Regions from separate parts of the Homo sapiens genome. Here all the other regions are linked to region 1. Evidence: chromatin loops called from intact Hi-C (ENCODE). Cell type or tissue: endothelial cell of umbilical vein. All regions are shown on one strand.

Evidence for each region. A loop is a pair of places that touch in the nucleus more often than their neighbours do. Peaks named below come from ENCODE experiments on the same cell type or tissue, not always from the same donor. Only the 100,000 strongest peaks of a DNase experiment are listed, where the experiment ranks them.
Region 2: it touches region 1 in a loop (15-fold over the local background); 2 of 110 quality-filtered maps call a loop at or near these places.
Region 3: it touches region 1 in a loop (9-fold over the local background); 8 of 110 quality-filtered maps call a loop at or near these places.

The regions. Positions count from the first base shown.
Region 1 is chr1:101,285,579-101,293,578 of GRCh38, forward strand. No RefSeq gene overlaps it. Among named protein-coding and RNA genes, the nearest start is that of LINC01307, 34 kb to the right of the region's middle. In endothelial cell of umbilical vein, a CTCF peak has its summit at 3,048 (motif pointing left); DNase peaks (open chromatin) are centred at 3,043 and 6,323; H3K27ac peaks cover 2,289 bases.
Region 2 is chr1:101,435,234-101,443,233 of GRCh38, forward strand. No RefSeq gene overlaps it. Among named protein-coding and RNA genes, the nearest start is that of LINC01307, 120 kb to the left of the region's middle. RefSeq lists an enhancer at 1,153-1,322. In endothelial cell of umbilical vein, a CTCF peak has its summit at 3,366; a DNase peak (open chromatin) is centred at 3,348; H3K27me3 peaks cover 601 bases.
Region 3 is chr1:101,353,634-101,361,633 of GRCh38, forward strand. All of the region lies in intron 4 of LINC01307 (long intergenic non-protein coding RNA 1307), which reads left to right. Among named protein-coding and RNA genes, the nearest start is that of LINC01307, 34 kb to the left of the region's middle. In endothelial cell of umbilical vein, a CTCF peak has its summit at 3,952 (motif pointing left); a DNase peak (open chromatin) is centred at 3,938.

The DNA of each region.
Region 1 (8,000 bases):
AAAATAACTGTCCTGGATTTTCCAAAACTATCACTGATTGAAGAAGATGAAGAAGATATAATAGCTAAATGCAATATGAGATCCTGGATTGGATCAAAAAAAAGAAATCTGTGGGAAAACTGGTGAAATTCAAACAAGGTCTGTAGATTTGGTTAATATTGTTGTATCAATGTCTATTTCCTGGTTTTGATAATTGCATTACATTTATGTAAGATACTAATATTTCAATAAACTGGGTGAAGTGTATATAGAAACTACAATTTTTGCAACTTTACTGTAAGTCTAAAGTTATTTCAAAGTAGAATTTCTTAAAAAAACCTTCATGTTCTAATGAGTGTACAGTTTCCGTTATGCAAGATGAATAAGTTTTAGAGATCTGCTGTGCAACATTAATGTATTGTGCACTTATGAATTTGTCAAGAGGGCAGATCTCATGGTAAGTACTCTTACCACAGTAAAAAACAAACAAATAAAAATCCCTTTTAACTAGGTGCTATTAATATTTTCTCAAGTAAGTTGGCTTACTCAGGGTGAGACAACTTGTTAAGGGTGGAGCAAAGCTATGTACTCAGGCTGTCTGACTCTAGAGCTTATCCTGTACCCTATGATATATCCTCTTAGTACTTTTAGGAGACAGTGGAATTGTTAGCTTAGTTTTAATTTTTCATAGACTTGTATTCCTTTAGTCCTATGTTATAAAAAGCTTTTTCTAAATCATCCTGCCTCCCTTTAGTCCATGTGGAGGAGATTCTGGCAGAGTTGTTGAGTCAGAAGAAATACAAGCATGAGTAGGACACTGTACTGGAAACCATTGCCCACACAAAGAAGTAGCCGACTTCTCTGCTCTCCTCAGGAACTTACAAAGAGCTGAGACAGACAAAAGACAACTAACAATACAGAGCAGAAAACAAGCACCAACAAAGTAGTAGAGGCTCTGTGTGCCATGGGATGTTAGAGGAGAGAGGCCTGGTATAAGCTTCCTGATGGAAGGAGGAGGTGACATTTGACCTGAGCCTTCAGGAATGAGAAAGATTGCCAAAAAAAAAAAAAAAAAAAAAACAAGAAAAAGAAAAAGAAAAAAGGAAAACCATGGGGAAGAACATTGTAGATAGATAGAGAAATTGCAGCCATCGGAGGTCTGTTGCCTTGCCACCTGTTGCCCCTCATGTGCAGCAAGTCAATAGATCGAGACATGGGGTTGCAGCAGAGAATGAGGTTTAATAACAGGACCACCAAATGAGGACATTGGAAGGAACCTCAAATCCACCTCCTAAAGGAATTTGTGGCTAGGGGTTATAGAGGTTTGGGAGTAGGCTGAAATTTGGAGATCATTGATTGATCAAAGAGTGGAGGGTGAAGTCAGGGCAAGGAGATGAAGAAGCTGTATTTTCATGCCAATTCCATTCCTCCTCAGTGGGGGTCTTCAAACTGGTTAGCATCAGCTATTTTGCTGGAATTTGGGATCTGAAAAACATCTTAAACGGTTCCTAAACAAAAGCCTTATGATTCTAATGTCAGAGATCCTGTCTACAGGAGCAGTGGAGATGCAAATCAATTCTTAAAGTCTTATGATCCTAATGCCAGAAATACTATCTAGGCTGGGCTGAGAGACTGAGGCAGGAGGATCGCCGGAACCCAGAAGTTTGAGACCAGCCTGGGCAACGTGGCAAGACCTTAATTCTACAATTAAAAAAAAAAAATTAGATGAGCATGGTGGCATGCACCTGTAGTCCCAGTTACCCTGGAGGCTAAGGTGGGAGGGATCACTTGAGCCCAGGAGGTCAAGGCTGCAGCAAGCTGCGATTGTGTCACTGCATTCCAGCCTGGGTGACAGAGTAAGACCCTGTCTCAAAAAAATAAATTAATAAATTAATAATAATAATAAAAAAAGAAATCCTATCTATAGGAACGATGGGGATGCCAATGATCAATATCTAGTGCTACGTTATTTTCAGCAACAAGAAAGTGGATCAAATTACAGCTTGATTAATATTTCATTACATCTATATTTCTGTTCAGAACCCAGCATGCAATTCTTGTCGACTCTGTGAGGACAGTTCCAAAATGACTTAGGGAAAAATAAATGGAGGGCCGAGCATGGTGGCTCATGCCTGTAATCCCAGCACTTTGGGAGGCCGAGGTAGGTGGATGATCTGAGGTCAGGAGTTTGAGACCAGCCTGGCCAAGATGGCGAAACCCTGTCTCTACTAAAAGTACAAAAATTAGCTGGGGGTGGTGGCGGGCTCCTATAATCCCAGCTACTCAGGAGGCTGAGGCAGGAGAATTGCTTGAACCCAGGAGGCGAAGGTTGCAGTGAGCCGAGGTTGCGCTACTGCTCTCCAGCCTGGGGGACAGGAGATTCCATCTGAAAAAAAAAAAAAAAAGCATGCACATGCACCTGTAGTCGCAGCTACACAGGAGGCTGAGGGAGGAGAATCTCTAGAAACCTGGGGGCAGAGGTTGCAGTGAGCCGAGATCATGCCACTGCACTCCAGCCTGGGTGACAGAGTGAGACTCTGTCTCCAAAATAAATAAATAAATAAATGGAGGTGGAAAAGCCCAAGAGAGTTGACCAGACCAGCTAGACTGCAATGCACAGTCACTGTGTATTTCAGACAAAGATATTCTAGCAGGGATCCCAATCTCAAATGCCTTCCAGGGCCATACACATGTGTGGGGCATGGAATAAGATATTGAAGAATGATGGGAGTTCTGGCAAATTAGAGAGGGCTTGCCAAAAAGCATTACAGATTAAAACAAAACAACAAAACCAAATACTACCCTAGACAAACACATTGCTGACCAGATTCTGCCCAAAGGCTGTTGATTTGAGCCTACTTGTGACATAAACTAAAACATTCTTAGCTGTTACAATGGTAGCACAACTTATCAAACGAATGAATTATTTGGAGCTTTGTACTAAGGCTGTGTATTCAGATGTGTAGTCAGTTGTGTGATATTAATTCATTGTTACACTTTCTAAGGGTTCTAGGTCAGCAGCAGTATTGTTGTTAGGACATTACTGCCACCTAGTGGTCATTAGGGCTGTGCCAGCACCAAAGAAATCTGTGTATGGAGCTTTCATCTTCCAAATGTTTGTCTTGTGACGCATGCCACAAAACACTCAGATAAGCTACATAAACCTTTTTATACTGCAGTGGTAAACAGCTCACAAGTGGTGAGGACTGTTGCTGTTGTATAATTAATGTTGTGACTGGGCGGCTTGTGTTTACTTAGTTGGTGTCTGGTCCGTACATTTTTTTCTGCCGCTGTTGTTGTGTTTGTACTAATGCTATCTCTTTGGCATAGGTATAGAAGTTCATCAAGTATCTGAGAGGCTGTGTTGAAAGGATTAAATGTTTGAGGGGGCAAAGAAAAAAAAACACTGGAGAAATAATCAGATTTTGATGTATATGTTAGCTGTGTGACTTTGAACAAGTCACTGGGTCTCTCTCTCTATCAGTTCTGGCTGCTCAAAAATGTGCGGTTGGACCAGATGTGGTGGCTTACCCCTATAATCCCAGCACTTTGGGAGGCCAAGGAGGGAGGATTGCTTGAGGCCAGGAGTTCGAGACCAGGCTTGGCAACATAGTGAGACCTGTCATTACAAAAAATAAGAAAACAAAAATGTGGGAGTGAAATGGTTTAGCAGTTCTCCACCAAACCCCATGTGGGGGAGGCGTCGTCTGAGGAACATCATGGGTTTAGAAATCTTCATGGATCTTTGTCTGGGTGTGAGGGCTTGGGATGAGGGGAAGAGGTTGAAAAGGAAGGTCCAGACTGTTTTAACCAGAACAGGCCCCACTATAAAAAGTTAATTCAAAAAATTTTATTTTTGAATAGGTAATCCATGTAAGTGATTCAAAATTCAAGAGGTAGAAAAGAGCACATAGCAAAAAGTCTCCTCACTAATCTGCCCCACATTAGAGTAAACCAATGTCACAATCTATTATCTATATTTTTGGAGATATTCCCCCATATTGCCCCACCTCTTTCTTTTATTAACACAAATAATAACATCATACACAGTTCTATAATGCTTCTTTTTATCTATTTATATATTGCAGTTTCATATAACATTTCACTTATTCTTCAGTATGCTCAGACATAGATATATAAAATTTGACTAGATGCTCTAGAAATCTCTTTTGTAAGGGCATTGACCCTTTTTTACTTTTACTCTTTTAAATGTTTTTAGAGACAGGGTCTCACTTTGTCACCCAGGCTGTAGTGCAGTGGTGTGATCATAGCTCACTGCAGCCTTGACCTCCTGGGCTCAAGAGATCCTTCTGCTTCCAGAGTTGCTGGGATTACAGGCATGAGGCACCATGCTTGGCAGCATTGACTCTTAAGCTCACATTTTTAATCTAATATAAAATAAATGATCCATAGATTTGTAGCTATGCAGAGACAAAAACCATTTGTCTTGGTGTCAGACCTCCGAGAGACAGGAAGAGAGTGAGCCCTAGGAGAAGGCCTCTTTCAATATTTTCAGCTACAAGGCTTGTTTGACTGCTGTTAACCATAATCCGTAATCATGATCCACAGTAAGCAAAGCATGGGGGAGCACAACAGCACAGAAGCTGCTCCATAGGCTGAGAACAATGGCTCACACCTGTAATTCCAGTACTTGGAAGACTGAGGCAAGAGGTTCGCTTGGCCTAGGAGTTTGAGGCCAGCCTGGGCAACATAGCAAGACCTCATCTTTATTTTAAAATAAATAAATAAATAAATAAATAAATAAATAAATAAATAAATAAGAAAGAAACTGCTCAGGCACAGTGCTGGATGTATCCACAGCTGTAAACGAATTTGAAGGTTTGGGAAGGATAGAGTAAGAAGGTGAGGAGCAATCACTTTAGAAATCTTGTTACATTTTAAGTTAAGTAGAGATAGACTGCTTCTTCCACAGATTTCTCTATTGGATTTTTTCTTTCTTTCTTTCTTTAAACAGGATCAAATTTCCCTTAGAACAGCGACTCTCAACCCTAATTGCACGTTTGAATCATCTGGGAGCTTTCAGAAACTCCCACAGTCAGAGCCCCATCTGTAGGATTCTGATTTAATTTGTTTGGGGGGGTGAGGCTTAGCACCTGGCATTTTTGGAAAGCTCCGTAGATGATTCTAGATGCAGCCAGGTGACAACAGAGCTGTAGCTTCCGAGTGACTGGCTAGTGATGCAGCTCCTTTCTGCTCTACTGGGTGGTTGTCTCCAGGCAAATGGCCCAGATTCCTTCTCTGCTTCCTTCCTTTAACCTTCCCTTTCTGCCTTCTTTTTATTGCATGATCACTATCTGTCTTGGATTGTTGCTTGTTTTGATGTTTATCAGTCTCTGGAGCATACAGATCCCCCTCAGGTAGTCTGAGCTGGAAACTGTCAACTCCTACCCTTTGCAGTTTCTCTCAGATTCAGCTACTAAACATGTCACCTGAGGGCTGTGGTTCATAAGTTCTAGGTCGGAGGTTCTTAGACTAGCAGCATCAGCACCACCTCAGAAGTTCTTAGAAAATCAAATTCTCAGCCCATCTCAGGTCTAATTTAGCTCACTAAATTAGAAACTTTGTGGGTGGGACTAAGGGTATTTTATTGGTAGCCTTGAACCACAAGCTTGTAGCATTTGGAATTAGTTGTGCTGTCATGGGTGCTCTATCTTGAGGCTTTGGTATGCATGTTGGGCACCCAGAGGCTGAACAAGTTGCAATCTTCCTTCAGTGCCCCCACCATTTCCATCTTACCTTGGTGCTAGAGATAAACTGGGCTTCTTTCCTGATTTCTCTCCTTTGCACCTGAGCACTCCACGATGCTAGGTCCTTCCCAAACTCAGTCCATGCACCCCTACCCCCACCATCCTCATCCCCTGTAACTCCTGATCCTAGGAGAGACCTCTCCAGTTCCCCCAAGCGAGAAACAGATTTTCCCAAGGGGAGTGCCTGGAAGACTTTATGTTTATACTTAGTAACTTCATTTGCCAGACTGCCCAGCAGGACTAAGCCTCTTCCTCCTTTGTGGCTTTGCTGATGACTCTGCTCTGAAGCCTGATGATTTAACTAATTGGTGCTAAATTTTCCTGTACAGAGACATGATTTTATCAGCTGTAATTATCAAGCAATGGGACCTGATTTGGTTTTAAGCAGTCCTAGAACTTAAGCACCTCAGTGAATGTTGTCCTTCAAAGTAGTTATCAGGGGAAGCCACCCACTTATTCTAACAAGGCTGTCATTGTTGAAAATCTGACTGAAAACACTCTCCTGGGTCTGATGCAATCCAGAGTCTGATGTTTGTGCTCCTGCCTGATCGGGTTGCATCTTCCACCACCATCTCCCACGTGCCCATTGCTTTAACCACACAGCAGTTTCCTATTTCCTGAACTTACCCTGCACTTTCACATCTCCATGACTTTGTTATTCTTATTCAGCTTGGATTGCTCTTTTTATGCCTTTCTTTCCTTATTAAAATTCTGTTTTTCCTCCAACGGCCAACTAAGATGCTACTTTTCCTATGATGCTTTTCCTTATTCTTCAAATCAAAAAGATGGCTTGCTTTCTTCTCACATGTCATAGTATTTCACTTTTGCTGGTAATGAAGCATGTTTGCTTGAGTAAGTATTCCCTTCTAATGTACGCTTCTTGACAGCAGGGACCATGGAAACCATCCATTCCTCTTTCAGTGTCCAACACAGTAAGAGGTTGACAGCTGTCTATGAAGAGCCTCCATAAGGAACCAAGTGAGGAAATCAATTTATTTAGTTTATGTGTTTATTGAGTTTACCTATTTAGTTTATTTATCACTCTGTCACCCAGGCTGGATGGCACAATTATAGCTCACTGTAGCCTCAACCTCCTGGGCTCTAGGGATCTGCCTGCCTCAGCCTCCTAAGTAGTTGGGACCACAGGCACATGTCACCATACTGGGCTATGGTTTTTTGTTTGTTTGTTTTTGTTTGTTTTGTTGTTTGTTTTTTGTTTGTTTGTTTGTTTTCAATGGAGTCTTGTTCTGTTGCCTAGGATGGAGTGCAGTGGCACCATCTCTGTTCACCACAACCTCCACCTCCTGGATTCAAGCAATTCTCCTGCCTCAGCAGGACAATTGTAATCCCAAGTAGCTGGGATTACAGCCGCCCATCACCACACTCAGCTAATTTTTGTATTTTTAGTAGAGAGGGGGTTTCACTATGTTGGCCAGGCTGGTCTCGAACTCCTGGCCTCAGGTGATCTGCCCACCTCAGCCTCTCAGAGTGCTGGGATTACAGCAGTGAGCCACCGCACCCGGCCTACTGGGCTAATTTTTAAAGTTTGTTTCTAGATACAAGGTCTTGCTGTGTTGCCCAGGCTGGTCTTGAGCTCCTGGCCTCAAGCGATACTCCCACCTTGACCTCCCAAAGTGTTGGGATTATAGGCATAAGCCACCATGTCCAGTTTATTTAGTTTATTATTTAAAAATGGTATTATACCGTGTCTGATCACTACTTTAATCACTGTAATTAGGAACAAAGGACTTTAAGCTATTTCACACAATCATTCATCTTAAAGGATAAAGATTCAATGAATTTTAGGAATAAAGAAAAAATGTGTCAGGCGTGATGGCTCACACCTGTAATCCCAGCACTTCGGCAAGCTGAGGTGGGAGGTTTGCTTGAGCCATGGGGGGGTGGAGGTTGCAGTGAGCTGAGATCATACCACTTCACTCCAGCCTGGAAGACACTGTCTCAAAAAAAAAAAAAAAAAAAAAAAAAAGTTAAAGAAACGATATATCCCTAAGCACTAGCAGCTGGGACTAAGTATATAACCTCCCAGTAAAATACTTTGAAGGGGGACAGTGTGCCTTTTCTTTGTTAAAGGCCCTTCCTGTTGCTAGAAGCATATCCTCTGTGATATTAATGTATTTTCAAAAGGGCTTTGAGCTCCTGCAGCAGAAAAAAGTGCTACAAAGTCTAGCAGCATCTCAGAAAATTGGGACAGATGGCCTCAGGTTTCTCTACGTCAGTGCATCTCTGTGGTTT
Region 2 (8,000 bases), 150 kb after region 1:
TTTTATTTTTAAAGAGTACATCCTATTTTCCTAAACCTGAAATTTAATTCATATGGGAAGATAACACAGTAGACAATACATTTTAAGATCAGGAAAAAACTTAGAGATAGAAAATTGTAATCTTTGCTTTGAGCCAGCCAATTTTCAGCCAGCAATATGAAACTAGGCAAGCCATTTTACCTTTCAGATTTTCCATTTCTTTATAAACTAATGATAATAACATCTACTTTGCCTGGGACATGAGATTTTTGTGCCAGGCTAATCAGGAACAGAACAGCCAGGAGATCTGCTTGTTTCTATGGAAAACGAGATTTATACCCCATCAGAGAACTCCCTGAGGGCTGCCCACCTACAAGGAAAACTATTATGTAGCCTCACAAATGAGGCTGCTTTAGTTTTCTGGAAGGTAGTGTATTCTCTGCCCTTGAACCAAATTTCAAAACACCACCAGCAATCATGCTGAAAGGTCAAATGTTGAATCCTTATGATTCTCAACAAAGCTCTATGATAGAATCACCTGCTTTGAGAAAAAAAATGTCCATGCTCTGGCTTCATACATTCTGAGGTGGGGTCTGGGCATTCACAAATGAGTCTTATGTGGGAGCTGGGTTGAGAACCAACCTGTCAGTGACAGACTGTGGCCCCTTGCAGCATCCTGCCCTGGTGAGTGAAGTGAGTTGTATTGTGACTTCTAGCTTATAGATGATGGACAAATTCTGTGCACCACAAAGTTTGATTGCATTGGGGATATTAAATTCCCATGCAGTGAGCAGTCTATCACAGGACAAATGAGAGTGTCAGAGCAGGCTTTTTAGGGCCTGTGTTATTATGTTGAATGATAAACTGCTTGCAAGTGATTAAACTGCCTCCATAGACCTAGGCCCTCACTTTTTTCTTTTCAGATGATGCCATCTATCTTTGTATTTCTTGTTTCCTACCAACACACGTGTCGAATTGCCGCAAAGCATCTCAGTGCTTGAGAAGTCTGTTGAAAGAGATGTTTCATGCTTAATTTTCTTAGTCATGCAGAACTGGATCAAATCTGTGTCATAAGAAATTGGGCAACTATAAATAATCGTGGGTTTACATATTTTATTTTCAGGTTTTATTTTAACTTTTATCACTAGGAAAAGTCAAGCAGAACCATAATTTTGAGAAGGAAGTGAAACAGGATGGGCATGAGATGCAGATGGTGCTATGATCTGTAGAGCTTTCTCTGTATATTTCACTTGTGTTTCAGTTGTTTCAGTGGAACAATGAGCAAAAACTGAAGGTCATTTGTTCCATAAAGGATTTCTTGAAAAGCTATTATTATTAACATAGTTGACATTAAAGTAATTTGACCTGAGTAATAGTTGTCTCAGAACAACTTTCATTTGGTTCATATATCAGCACTAAATTACTTTTGATGATTCTAGAAAGAGATAGTTAGAAAACATAAATTGTAGAGATTCTGATGAACTGAATTCCACAGTTGAATGAACATCTTGGGACCAAGGTCTGTTAGTTTTTCCAAATGTACTGATAAGGAAAGACAATAATTTTGTGATGGAGCTGTTATTTTTAAAATTTTGACTGGAGATGACAAGAAATTCTCATCAGATGCTATGAACACTGCTCTTGGATACTTCCCTTCTTCTAGATACTTATTTTCTGATTATCTCTTTGCTTTGCTTTTTTTTTTTTTTTAGAAAATGGGTTATTTATCTTTTTATTATTGGGGTTGTAAGAATTTGTTTTTTTTCTGAGACAGGGGCTTGCTCTGCTGCCCAGGTTCAGTGCGGTAGCATGATCATAGCTCACTGCAGCCTCGAACTCCTGGGTTCAAGCAATCCTCCCACCTCAGCCTCACCAAGAAGCTGGTGCCCAAGCATGCACCACCACACCTGGCTAATTTTTGTATTTTTTTCTAGAGACAGGGTCTTGCTATGTTGTCCAGGTTGGTGTTGAACTCCTGGGCTCAAGAAATCCTCCCACCTTTGGCTTCCAAACTGCTGGGATTACAGGTGAGAGCCACTGCACCCAGCCTTTGCTCTGCTTTTTTGGTGACATAGGTTTGGTTTAGATGATTGCTTCTAGGAAAACTGTGTTAGCAACTCTGCAGTGTGTAGAGGTTCCTAAAGATGGAGAGGAGGCACAGGATTCTAGTTCTTGTCTTTCCAGCTAGCAGCGAACTGGGGTTTAGAACCAAATAAAATCAGAATTCCCACGGTGTGAGGAGAGGTACTCAGGATAAAACTGGCTTCAGACTCTGGGCAAGGCAGGGACTGGTCTATGTCAGCTGGAGGCATCTTTCCCAGACACTGGAGAGTGCATGTGTGGAGTTTCCACACTAGGCACAGTGTCTAGCTACCAGGAACAGAGGCTGGCACTGTTCTGCACCTATACCAGAAACTCAACAGAGGAGGCTTACTTTTATTCATATTGTTTTACTAACCATCCCCCACCCCATAGGAGGAAGGGGAAAAAATAACTTGTGAATAAAGTGGAAGAAAATTAAGATATAAAAAAGATTTGCTTGCCTTTTTTGTTTTTAAGGGTTTGTGAAGAGGCAAAAAAGGCTGAATCCCATTCTGTTCTTCAGGAATTATTCCTGAAGTATTTTGTTCTTTGTCTTAGATCAAGTCTGAAGATGTGAGATGTACTGCTACACATTGTTGTTATCTATTCTGTAGTGGAAATACACATTCCAGAACTGGATGTGGCATGGTGTAATTTTCCTGTCTAATTAGCCCTAGCACTCTTAAGTTAAAGGCTCACACTGCATGTCCGTTGGCATGACATCAGTCCACCACTGACTCTGACTGTCAGCAGGAATCTAAATATTTGGGCCAATGCATTTTGTCTAGAGCTTATATTTGTAGTTCAAAGAGAACTTCTTTGTAATGAAAAAAAAAGCATTTTTGTTATTATGTTTCCTCTTCTTTGGAATTAGCAACTATCCCAATTAAGCCTCTCTAACTTCTCCTACTTCCCCAATAGGCATACCTCTTGAACTGCTTTAGTTACCAACAAAAATGGGAATGATAGGTCTTTGTAATTAGCTTTTTAGAGATAGAAAAATCACAGCTATTAACCCCAGACTGTGTCTAATGTGGAGTCTCAACTTAATAAATTAGCTAGAAGTATGCTGCCTTTCTCTGTAGTGAAGCCTTATGGCAGCCCTGGCTTATGGCTGCTGGTTACTGATGAACCAAAAAGATTGTTGTGAGGCTATTTCTATTGTCCTACGCTCATCATCTTAGGTGTGGAAGAGTCATTAAAAAATTAAAGTTATCAAAGAATTATTAAAGATCACTGTTTCGTCCCTTCCCTGCCCCAGTGCTGGTACTCTCTTTACAACATCTCCCCCACGTGGTAGCCTTGATCCTGATAGAACTCACCTCATGAGCCTGAGGCAAAAATAGTCTCCAGCTTCCAGCAGACAGTTACAATTTGGAGTTATCCATCAAAATAGTCTACTTAAAACTGTAGAGAGCTATAGCTTAGAAGGAGACATAAATGTATAAATAGATAAATTGATATAAAATGTTGTGAGTGCTTTGATATAGGCACAAATAACTTGTTAAGAAACAACTAACTGCCTGGGAAAGTCTTGGAAAGATACCCTGAGGAGACATTGGAATCTGTCTTGAAGAATAAGTAGAAGTGAGTGTGTGTATGGGTGGGGGTGAGGGGGACTGGGAGTGAGTAAGAATATTTCCACAGAAAGAATAGCCGGTACAAAGATATGAAATCTGGAAAAGGCTGCGTTAAGCCAGGGCAAGAAGTTGAGAATGGCTGGATGGAAGGGCTTATGAAGTGGATTCTCTTTTCAGAAAGAGATGGCTTGAGCCTGGCTATTTGGGGGTTTGCTTGTTCAACCAAGAAGTTTAGATTTTATCTTACAGAAAAAGAGAAGACATCAAGAGGTTTGAAGCATGGGAGTGACTTGATTTGATTTCCAGTTTAGAAAGATAACACTAGTGGCAGTTTTGAATACTTATTTGATGGAGAAGGGAGTGAATCAGGGATACAGGCTGGGTGTAAAGCACTCTGCCCTCCCAGCAGCCCAGGTGGCCTGTTTTTGGTTCAGAAAATAAAGTTACTGTTTATAGAGACAGACTTAACTGGTTGTGATAGATCATTGCAAAATGTTATGCCTGATGTATGAATATTTGCAAAGTAAAATGGAAAATTGTGGCAATTGCTTGGATTATGCAGGGAAACAAAAATTGACTTGAAATACTAACATAAGGAATTTTAAGATGGAAAAAGCATAGATCAACGAGCAAAAGCTTTCTTTTTTTTTCCCCCATGAAATGATCAACTGTAATTTGGCTGGACGTAGTCTTAAGCATATACTCTTATAATCTCATGATTTCAATAGTATGTTTTTCTGTGACATCCTTATGGATCACAAAGTCACAATGGCATAGTATAAAATGGAATCACATTAAAAAATTATATTCTAGGCTGGACGTGGTGGCTCACACCTGTAATCCCAGCAATTTGGGAGGTCGAGGTGGGTGGATCACTTGAGGTCAGGAGTTTAAGACCAGTCTGGCCAACATAGTGAAACCCCATCTCTACTAAAAATACAAAAACATTAGCTGGGTGTGGTGGCATCCGCCTGTAATCTCGGCTACTCAGGAGGCTGAGGCAGGAGAATTGCTTGAACCCTAGAGGTGGAGGTTGCAGTGAGCAGAGATCCCACTGCTGCATTCCAGCCTGGGTGACAGAGCAAGACCCTGTCTGAAAAAAAACCAAAAAGTATTCTTAAAAAAGAAGGCAAAATAAGATTAGTAGAGGAACCAGTGCACATTTGCATATACTTAAAAACTTGTGTACTTTTTAGCTGGCTTGTCGGGATTACAACTCTCAAGCTAGCATAGCTGATGAGCTTTTGATCCCTTTCCTCCTATGGGGTGGGGGATGGTTAGTAAAACAATATGAATAAAAGGAAATGCAGTGGTGCTCAGAAGGAGAAGAGTTTGAGCCGTCTAATTGTTCCCCACATTCCATTTTGCCTTATAGACTTTGCATCGTCTGCCCTTTTTGGCTTGCTGGCTATTCAGTTCCCATTTTCTGCATGTCACAAACAAATGCTCCCAGGATAAAGTCAGAAACAGAACTTGAGTCTATTTCAAAAAAAGATGAGGGAGGAATATGCCTGGATTAAAGCCATGAAACAAATCCCCAAATATCCTTGCTAATTTAACATGAAAATAAGCTTTTAATAGTTTATCTTTATTCATGTTACATGTTTATTTAGTAGCATCTCAGTATTGAGAAAAGTAGATTTTGCAGCCAACTGACAGAAGAGTTTGGTCTGGATACTGGTTGTCCTCCCTGCAGGGATGGTTGGCTCTTGCGCTTGGAATGTCCCGGGGCTTCCCAGTATAGAAATGTGTGCTGGTCAGAACTGATCTCTGGCATGATTGTCAATGGCATCCATGAATTGGCCCACACCAGCACATTTTCCTGCGACTTCTCAGCTTCTGGTCTGTAGCTGCTTTCCGTCATTTTGTATTTGCTGCATACTCCATCAACCTAATAAAGCAGCTGTTTATTATGCGTGACCTGCTCTATAGTGTGACTGATGGATAACTGCAGCATTTAAAGTCTTGTGTTAGATTCTCAGCCTGCTGCCAGCTCTCCATTATATTCCATAAAAATGTTTCTTGTTATGGACTATCAGAAGCAAAAGTAAGTTATTTTAGGGTCAGAGCCAATTTGAACCCTCTAAAGTACTGCCAGATTAGAAGGTGGGAGAAAATAAGAAGCAGTCTGGAAGAAGCTGCAATTAAGGGCATCAAACATATGCACAAAGCATACCTTTTTCATAGTCCTGCATATACAGACACAGAGTATTTTATGTGGAGCATGTGATCCAATATGAGCTGGTATAGTCATATCTGTGAGGTTGGAAGGCTGGTTAAAAGAAAGGCAAGGACAGACAACTCTATTTATTATTTATTATTCACTCTGGTCCAGTGCTTTGCTGTGTTCTACTGCACATTATATGTCATTGATTTTCTAATAATCCCAAGGAGTTTTTTTTTTCTCCCATTTTATTGGTAACGTCTGAGGAAACAAGCTCTGAAAAATTGTGTCAATTTCTTGGCTTCTCACAGATAGTACAGGGTGTGCGGGATGAAAGCCCAGGTTGGTTTGGTGACAATGCCTGAGTCGTTTCCACTACCCTCTCCATGCTCTCAGTTAAATGACTTCTCAGGGTGAAAGCTCCTTAAGCCAGTCCTGGGGATTCACATAGAGGACTTGACTGGCCTCCAAAAATTTGCTTCTTAAGGTTTCAGGGATTCAATAGCTAGAGATTCATCCTAACAACACAAAAGTTGATTTCCTTGTAGTTTATTTTCATAAATATATTATGTATACTAAGTTTATATTAGCAAATAATGTGATAATTTTAAAAACATGTTTATACAAACATAGCCCTTTCTTTTTCTTTTTCTTTCTTTCTTTCTTTCTTTTCTTTCTTTCTTTCTTTCTTTCTTTCTTTCTTTCTTTCTTTCTTTCTTTCTTTTCTTTCTTTTTCTTTCTTTTTCTTTTTCTTTCTTTCCTTCCTTCCTTCCTTCCTTCCTTTCTCTTTCTTTCTTTCTTCCTTTCTTTCTTTCTTTCTCTTTCTCTCTCTCTTCCTTTCTTCTTTTCTTCTTTCTTTCTTTTTTTTTTTGAGTCGGAGTCTCGCACTGTCCCCTGGGCTGGAGTGCAATGGCACAATCCCAGCTCACTGCAACCTCCGCCTCCCAGGTTCAAGTGATTCTCCTGCCTCAGCCTCCTGGGTAGGTGGGATTACAGGCACCCACCGTCACGCCTGGCTAATTTTTGTATTTTTAGTAGAGACGGGGTTTCACTATGTTAGCCAGGCTGGTCTCGAGCTCCTGACCGCGTGATCTACCCGCCTTGGTCTCCCAAAATGCTGGGATTACAGGCATGAGCCACCACGCCCGGCCTCTTTCTTTTTTTTTCTTTTTTACATGTACTGGTTTATTATAAAGGATATTGCGAAGGATACAGAAGAAGGAGTGACATGTAGCGTGAGGTATGGGGGAAGGGGCAGGGAGTTTTCACGTCCTCCCTGGATGTGCCGCCCTTCAGGGACCTCCACACGTTCAGAGTTCAGCTTGGTAGCTCGCTGACTCTGCCCTCTTGGGTTTTTATGGAAGCTCCATGATGTCAGCATTCCTCCCCCTAGGGTACAGGGTGGGATTCTCTCCTGGGAGGGTCTTAAGACCCACAATCAGAAAGATGGGGGAACATTAGAGTCCTGCCTTGGAGCAGGTGAAAGGAGAGCAGAAGAAAGATTCTATTTCCTGAGGCCTGCGCCTGAGGCCTAACACCCCCAACATTGTGACAGAAGACTGTGACAAGGGCTCTGGGAGTTATGAACAAGGAACCATGGATGAAAACCAATATATATCATAACACCACAGGCCAGACCCTGGTTTTCAACCATGGATCCTTTACATCAAAAATATATATATACACAATCATTAATAATTAGTCCAGTTAATCAGATTGTGTGAGTATCTCCCAGGATGAGATCAACCAGGTTTGCAGGTTTCCTGTCAGTCTTGTCAGGTCCCAAAAGCAGGAGTGGCCTCAGTAAATATTCAACCTCACCCTTTCAGGCATCTGGGATGACTGACCTAAGAGACAATATCATCTCTTACTCTGAGACTCCTTTGAGTTGTTAACTGTAAGCCAAAAAGTACCTGAGACAGGTCTCGATCAATTTAGAAGTTTATTTTGCCAAGCTTAAGGACACATGCCCAGTAGACAAGTCTGTGCCTTTCTCCAAAGATGATTTTGAGGGCTTCAATATTTAAAGGGGAAAGTGTGGCTATTGGGGAAAGAGAAAGAAATTTTTGAAAGATGTGAGTAGACACAAGTGGGAGTTGAACAATGAGAACACATGGACACAGGGAGGGCAACAACACAGAGGGTAGGGGGCAGGGGGATGGAGAGCATTAGAACAAATACCCAATGCATGCGGG
Region 3 (8,000 bases), 68 kb after region 1:
TTAATTTAACTGGGTAGGAACCAGCCTGTGATTTGGAGGATGGGGAATTTCATCAAAACAAAGGGATGTGGAATCCTTCTGAGCTAGGTGCTCCTTCCAGTTTTTATCCATAACATCATGCAGAACAAAGGCCACCCCAAAATGATGCCTTAGAAAGCAGACCCAGCTGCCAAGTTTTAGAATGACTATTACAGTTTAGTTTCCATGGACTTCATATGAGAGCCACTTGTTTTTCTTCCTTCTTCTCTCTATCTCTCCTTCCTTTCTTCTGTTTATTTATTTTAAAAACTGTTCTTCATCTTTCTTCTTTTGTAATATTTCTACTTTCCATTTTCTAAAAGCAAGATTATTTCCCAGCTTCTCCTACTTCTGTATCTTTTTGCTCTTTGAACTCTATCTCAAGCCTAACCTTTGCACAGCTAATTAAATATATCCAGTTTTGACATTATCCCTGAGCCCCAAATAGACGTTTCTAGGTGTTTACTTGAAATCTCCACCCAAATGTCTCTTTGAATTCAGTATTATCAGAGCTACTTTTTTTTTTTTTTTTTTTTTTTTGAGACGGAGTCTTGCTCTATAGCCAAGGCTGGAGTGCAGTGGCGCGATCTCGGCTCACTGCAACCTCCGCCCCCGGGTTCATGCCATTATCCTGCCTCAGCCTCCCGAGTAGCTGGGACTACAGGCGCCCGCCACAATGCCTGGCTAATTTTTTTGTATTTTTAGTAGAGACGGGGTTTTACCCTGTTAGCCAGGATGATCTTGATCTCCTGACCTCGTGATCCGCCTGCCTTGGCCTCCCAAAGTGCTGGGATTACAGGCGTGAGCCACCACGCCCAGCCTATCAGAGCTACTTTTTTAGTTATAGACACCTGTGGCAAAATTGTATATTCTGGGGCTTCCAAAACTATGTTGCAGGAAAGATATGACCTTTTTGCAAACTTACCTCTAGACCTGAACCAATGAAAATCCCTTGCCCCCTCTGTGTTTTGTACTTTTGCCTGATCCTGGGATTGGGGCTTTCACACCTTGCTTTGCCCATGGCTTTGCGCCCCGAGTGCAGGCTCTTAACCTTGTCTCCTGTTGGTTCCCTCTTTCTGCCTTTGCCCACAACTCCCAGCAACGGCGACCTTCAAGTCATCACCCGAAAATGTTTGGTGATAGCTTTAGTCAAGATTACTGTAGAGGGAATTCTTGCACAGAGCAGAAGTTTGTACTAAATCTCTTTTAAGATTCCCACCAGTTTTAGGGATTGGTGATTTTATAGGATAAAATGTTTAGTGTTTTCTTATATGGCCATATTCCCTTGATTGAGCTGAAAGTCTTTGTCATTTATATATGTTTGGAGCTGATGTTAAATTTTCTTTATGGATTTGCTTGAAACAAATGGGTCATTACTTGCAGCTTGGATAGTTTTTGGCTTCCATGGATTATTCTGGCTTTGCTATTTGTTTTGGTGGAGAAAAACTCCTAATTAGCTCTGTAGCGGAAACTGCCAGTTTTCTCCCATTCCTCCGTAGTAATAGGCTTTTCAGCTGACACATAGCAGCCTCCTTGACCTCTCAGCCTCCTTGGAGCTGAGTGACTGAATTCTAAATATGAAGGAAGTGAGAGCTGTACAACTCTTGTGTGTCCTAAGCGGGAGGTGGCTTACCCTTCTTCTGTGCTTTTCCCTTTCTCCGATGGCTGCAATGCAGATATGGGAGCAGGCCCCTTGGACTTTAGAGACTAGTGCAATACTCTAGGATAGACAAGTGACAACATAAAAGGGGCCTGGGTCCCTGCATGCAGAGCTACTACCACCTGACTCCAGTTTGTGAGAGAAAAACTTTAACCTTGTTGAAGCCACTATTATTTTGGATAATAATAGGTCTTATCATTTAAAACTGTATCCTAAAAAAAATACAAGTTTGCATTTTCTCATAATCCTGTAGTCAAACCTTTATCTTCTGTGTATCATATTGGTTATTGCTATTTAGATAAGTAAACCAATAGAGCTATATATGGAAAGTGGATTAGACTGAGGGGCCCTGGAGCCTGGACAAACACAGATTTTAGAATGCAGGAGCCAGGCTTGAATAAAGGAGACAAGAAAAGGGAGCTAGCATTTACTGAGCATCTACTATATACCAAGTACTATGTCAGCGGCTTTACATATGACACCTCATTTAATTCTAAAGTTTACTACTGTTATCCTCATTTTGTAGCTAAGGAAACTGAGTTAGCAAGGAGAATTTGGCCAGTGGCCAGTAAGGGTGGAACCGGAATTTAGCTGCAGTTCTGATCCCCAAACCTAGCTCTTCTCCCTGTATGCTCGAAGAGAGGGTGGAGGGAGATCTTGAGGGTGGTGAAGAGCTGGAGGGAGGACATCCCAGCGGTCACCAGTGGGGAGCCTCCTGGGGAAAATGGCACAAATGACTTTGTTAAAAATTGTAAATTGACACTTTATAATTGTATACATTTATGGGGTAAAACATATTATGATTTTTGAATTCAATGTGGAATAATTAAATCAAGCCAATTAATGTATCTATTGATGCAAATTTTTTGTGTGTGTGTGCAGTAAAAGCCTTTGAAATTTACTCTGTCAGCAATTTTGAAATGTATAATACACTCTTATTAACTATATTCACCACACTATGCATTAGATTAAAAAAAAAAAAACAAACTTATTACTCCTGTCTGAGATTTTGCACCCTTTGGCTATAATCTCCCCATTCCCACACCCTCTTCAGCCGCCACACTCCGCGCCTTTGTAATCACCATTCTACTCTCTGCTTCTTTGAGTTTCATTGTTTTAGATTCCCCATATGAATGAGAACATGAAATATTTGTGTTGTTTTTCTCTGCCTGACTTATTTCACTCTCTAATTACATCCATATTTTTGAAAATGACAGAATTTCCTTATTTTACAAGGCTAAATAGTATTTCATTGTGTATTTACCACATCTGCTTTATCTATTCATCTGTTTTTGGACACCTAGGTTAATTCTATAACTTGGCTATTGTGAATAGTGTTGCAATGAACATGAGTGTGCAGAGACCTCTTCAAAAAACCGACTTCAATTTTGGGTAAATACTCGGAAGTGGGATTGTTGGATCACCTGGTAATTCTAATTTTAGTTTTTTGAGGAACCTCCATACGTTTTTCCATAAGGGCTGTTTACATTCCCACTAACAGTATACAATGGTTCCCTTTTTTCCACATTCTCAGCAGCACTTGTTATCTTTTGCCTGTTTTGATAATAGCAATTCTGACAGGTATGAGGTGATTTCTCATTGTGGTTTTAGTTTGCACTTTCCTAATGATTAGTGATGTTGAGCATTTTTAAATATATCTTTTGGCCATTTGTATGTCTTCTTTTGAGAAATGTCTATTGCAGTCCCTTGCCTATTTTTTAATTTTTTTTTTTTTTTTGCTATTGAGCTGTTCGAGTTTCCGATATATTTTGAATACTAACCCCTTATCAGATGTATGGCTTGCAAATATTTCCCCCCAACCAGTAGATTGTATCTTCACACTGTTGTTTCTTTGCTGTGCAGAAGCCTTTTAGTTGGATGTAGTTTTAGTTTGACTTGTGACTAAAGGATGCACCTGAGGATGTCAGAATGTACATCTTCCAGCAGGAGTCAGGGAACTGAATTTAAGTTAGGAGAGTCAAGGAGCCTGGATCCTGTCTTTAGGTCCTGGTTCACATTCAGTAGGAGAGGAGTCTCTTTTAAGTTCAATGAAGGCAGATGAGGCTCAAACATTCCTTTATGCAGATCCTTAAAAGAGGGGGGCATAAAAACAGAGAGAGAAAAGCCTGCATTTGGAAGTCTGATACAGAGCAATATTCATTCCCACACTAGACTGAGGGAGAAACTCTCACAAATCTGATATCATCATCTTTTAAACCAGGAGTAGGGGAGAAGCTGTCAGAGAACAGTGCCACCATGTGGCAGAGTAAAGAATAGCAATAGTTGGGACAATAGACCAGCCAATAGGAGTCTGCAGTAGCTTGCAGGAGACTGGGGTTTTGGGGACAGGAGGCAAGCTGGAGGTGAAAGCATGATGGATAAAGCCTTTTTTTTTTTTTCAGTACAATACTAATGAAGGGTCACTGTGGCCTGGGAAAATAGCATTATATTGGGATAGTTACCCGAGCCTTTAGTTATTTCCAAGCCTGGGAAAGGGAAGGTTACTTGCAGAAACTGGAGATTGTAGAAGCACATTCTTTTTTTTTTTTTTTTTTTTTTTTTTTTTAAGACTGAGTCTCATTCTGTCCCACAGGCTGGAGTGCAGTGGCGTGATCTCGGCCCACTGCAACTTCTGCCTCCCGGGTTCAAGCAATTCTCCTGTCTCAGCCTCCCAAGTAGCTGGGATTACAGGTGCCTGCCACTACGCCTGGCTAATTTTTTTTGTAGTTTTACTAGAGGCAGGGTTCCTTCATGTTGGCCGGGCTGGTTTAGAACTCCTGACCTTAAGGGATCCTCCCGCCTCGGCCTCGCAAAGAGCTAGGATTACAGGTATGAGCCACCACGGGAAGAGCATTCTTTAGACAACCAGGAAAACTTGAATTTAGTGTTTATCCTTAACTGAGCTTTGTGGATCATGACTAACAATCGCCAATAGCTTGGGAAGTTTAAGAAGGACTTTTTGCGTTTAGGAAGTAGAGAGGGCAGAGATAAACAAAGGAACCAGAAACGGAGCATTGGGTTCCAGGAGGCACAAGAGGCAGCAGAAGTGACTGAACATTGATATCTTGAGCTCAAGAGCTCTAAATAAGCCCAGGCAGTTCAAAGCCGGGCTCTAACTGTGGCTGAAATTGCTGACCTGCGTATAGTTTATAATCTTTTATAACCTCACACTCTAGGAAAGTAATCTTGTGATTTTATCACAGCCAAAATGAACATTTTGTCTCATTGCTTTATACCTGAGGACAAAAGAACTAAGGCATTACATTAGAGATGTCAATCATGGAGGCTGCCGGCCCTCTGTCCTTCCTCAGTGAAACAGACCTGTGCGTAGCCACTGCTGAGCAGACTTTCCTGTGCTGCCAGGGCCATTCTGTTCTCCTCCCTTCCTTGCCTACTTTGTAACTATTATTTGGACAGAGACGAGCACTTGATCCACAATTAGCTAGTGACATATTAGATTATTGACTTGACATTAGACAGAGGTTGCCATCCAGTTGTATTTCTTCTTTCAGGTGTTTGAAATGGAAAATACTGAGAATATTAGATAGTCGGTGACTGTAGCTGAAGCTGAAAGTATGCATAGAGGCTCCATGTGGGGTTATGAAGAGAGGACAAGCAGGAGCTGGCAAAGATATCCTGCCAGAGACTATATCGCCGAGAGGAAAGTGCTAGAGAAAATTGACGATCACTAGAATTGCCTTAGTTTCTGATGGCTTCCTGGTTCCAGGTCCAGTTCTAGTTCTGCTCTGCTCCACATCTGTGCTTACAAACAAACTCATCTTTTGAGGTCAATTGAATGTCTTTTCCTTGCAATGGATGTATTAGTCAGGATTTTCTAGAGGGACAGAACTAGTAGGATATATATATACACAAAGAGGAGTTTATTAAGTATTAACTCACAGGATCACAAGGTCCCACAATAGGTTATCTGCAAGCTGAGAGGCAAGGAGGGCCAGTCCATGTCCCAAAACTGAAGAACTTGGAGTCTGATGTTTGAGGGCAGGAAGCATCCAGCACAGGAGAAGATGTAGGCTGAGAGGCTAGGTCCGTCTCTCCTTTTCATGTTTTTCTGCCTGCTTTATATTCACTGGCAGCTGATTAGATTGTGCTCACCAGATTAAGGGTGGATCTGCCTTTCCCAACTCACTGACTCAAATGTTAATCTCCTTTGGCAACACCCTTACGGACACACCCAGGAGCAATACTTTGTATCCTTCAATCTAATCAAGTTGACACTCAGTACTAACCATCACAAGTCCACCCTTTGTCGACTTGAACCTATATGCATCTCCTGAGGTCATGCATAATCTTCAAATAAAGACAATAATAAGGTCATAATTATGCCTAACATAATACAACTATCCTTTGTACAACCAGAAACACACCAATCCCCAACCCAAATACTATTACATAAAGTTAACAATACTTAAATGCTGATATGAAGTTAATAAATCTTATGTCACATGATAAAAGAAAAGGAAATAAAATAAAGATTTTTTTCTTAGTACAAGTGTATATATACATGCACAAACATGTTTTTAGCAAAAGAAGGGGTAAATAGTCATGACAATTACAGTCCTCATTTCTGCAGCTGGTCACATGGTCGTAGCTGGTATTGATAACTACCTTCTTCTACTACTTCTGTATTCCCTTTGCCTTCAATTAGCACCTCAGCAGGTTGTGGTTTTTGTACTGGTGGAGTGACCCAAACCTTCATTCCTGAGGGGTCTGGGCCTTTTATAGTCCTGCCTGGATCGCGCTGTTGTAGTTTCCCATTGACCTTAATCTCAGGGCATGGTAATACTAACGGATGCCCTAATGGGATCTCCTGTACTCCATGCATCCTCTTCCTTACCTCCATTGTGGAGTAGTAGACTGATTTCATCTTGATAGTCTGGGTCAATCACCCCAGCCAACACTGTAACTCCTTTCTTAGCCTGTTGACTTAAAGGTAGGAGGGTCCCAAAGTGTCCAGGTGGTAATCTTAACTTCTAGTTAAATGGAATTGTTGTTGTGTCTCCTGGTGGCAGCGTTCCTCCCTCTAGAACTAAGACCTCTAGGCCAGCAGAACGTAAGATCACGGGAGCAGGAAGCAAAAATGTTGCTAGTTGATCACTAGGGGTGATGGTGAGTGGTGCCACTTCCACCACTTGATTTCTGGACCTGTGAATCTTGGCAATGGGAGAAACAGTACCATATGTTGGATGCTGATTCAGAGCATGCACAGCCTTCTGGAGAACTTTGCCCCAGCCCTGCAAAGTATTGTCATCTAGTAAGCATTGTAATTGTGACTTCAAAAGGCCATTCTACCGTTCTGTGAATCCAGCTGCTTCAGAATCATGAGGAACATGGTAAGACCAGTGAATTCCATGAGCATGATTCCACTGCCATGCTTCTTTAGCCACTTAAGTGAGTGCCTTGGTCAGAGACAATGCTGTGTGGAATACCATGACAGTGAACAAGGCATTCCATGAGTCCACGGATTGTAGCCTTGGCAGAAGCATTGCATGGAGGATGGGCAAACCCATATCTGAAGTAAGTGTCTATTCCAGCGAGGACAAACCTCTGCCCTTTCCATGATGAGAGAGGTCTAGCATAATCAACCTGCCACCAGGTAGCTGCCTGATCACCCCAAGGAATGGTGCCATGTTGAGGGCTCAGTGTTGGTCTCTGCTGCTGGCAAATTGGGCACTCAGCAGTGGCTGTAGCCAGGTCAGCCTTCATGAGTGGAAGTTCATGTTGCTGAGTCCATGTGTAATCTCCATCCCTGCTACCATGGCTACTTTGCTCATGGGTCCATTGAGTGATGACAGGGGAAAGAGGCTGAGTGGTGTCCACAGAGTGGGGCATCCCATGCACTTGATTATTAAACTCCTCCTCTGCTGAGGCCACCCGTTGGTGCATGTGGCATGCACTCACATGGCATACAAGTATCTTCACAGTTTTTGCCCACTCAGAGGGGTCCAGCCACATACCTCTTCCCCAGATTTCTTTGTCACCAATTTTCCAATCATGCTTCTTCCAAGTCCCTGACCATCCAGTCAAATCATTGGCTATTGACCATGAATCAGTATATAATCACACATCTGGCCATTTATCCTTCCATGAAAATTGCCCAACCAAGTTCTGCCCACTGGGAAGATTTCCCTTCACCGTTGTCCTTCAGGGATGTCCTAGAAAGGGGCTGTAGTGCTGCAGCTGTCCACTTTCAGGTGGTGCCTGCATATTGTGCAGAACCATCTGTGAACCAGACCCTAGTCTTCTCTTCCTCTGTCAACTGATCATAGGGAACTTCCCATGATTCCATCTGTGCAGGCTGGGG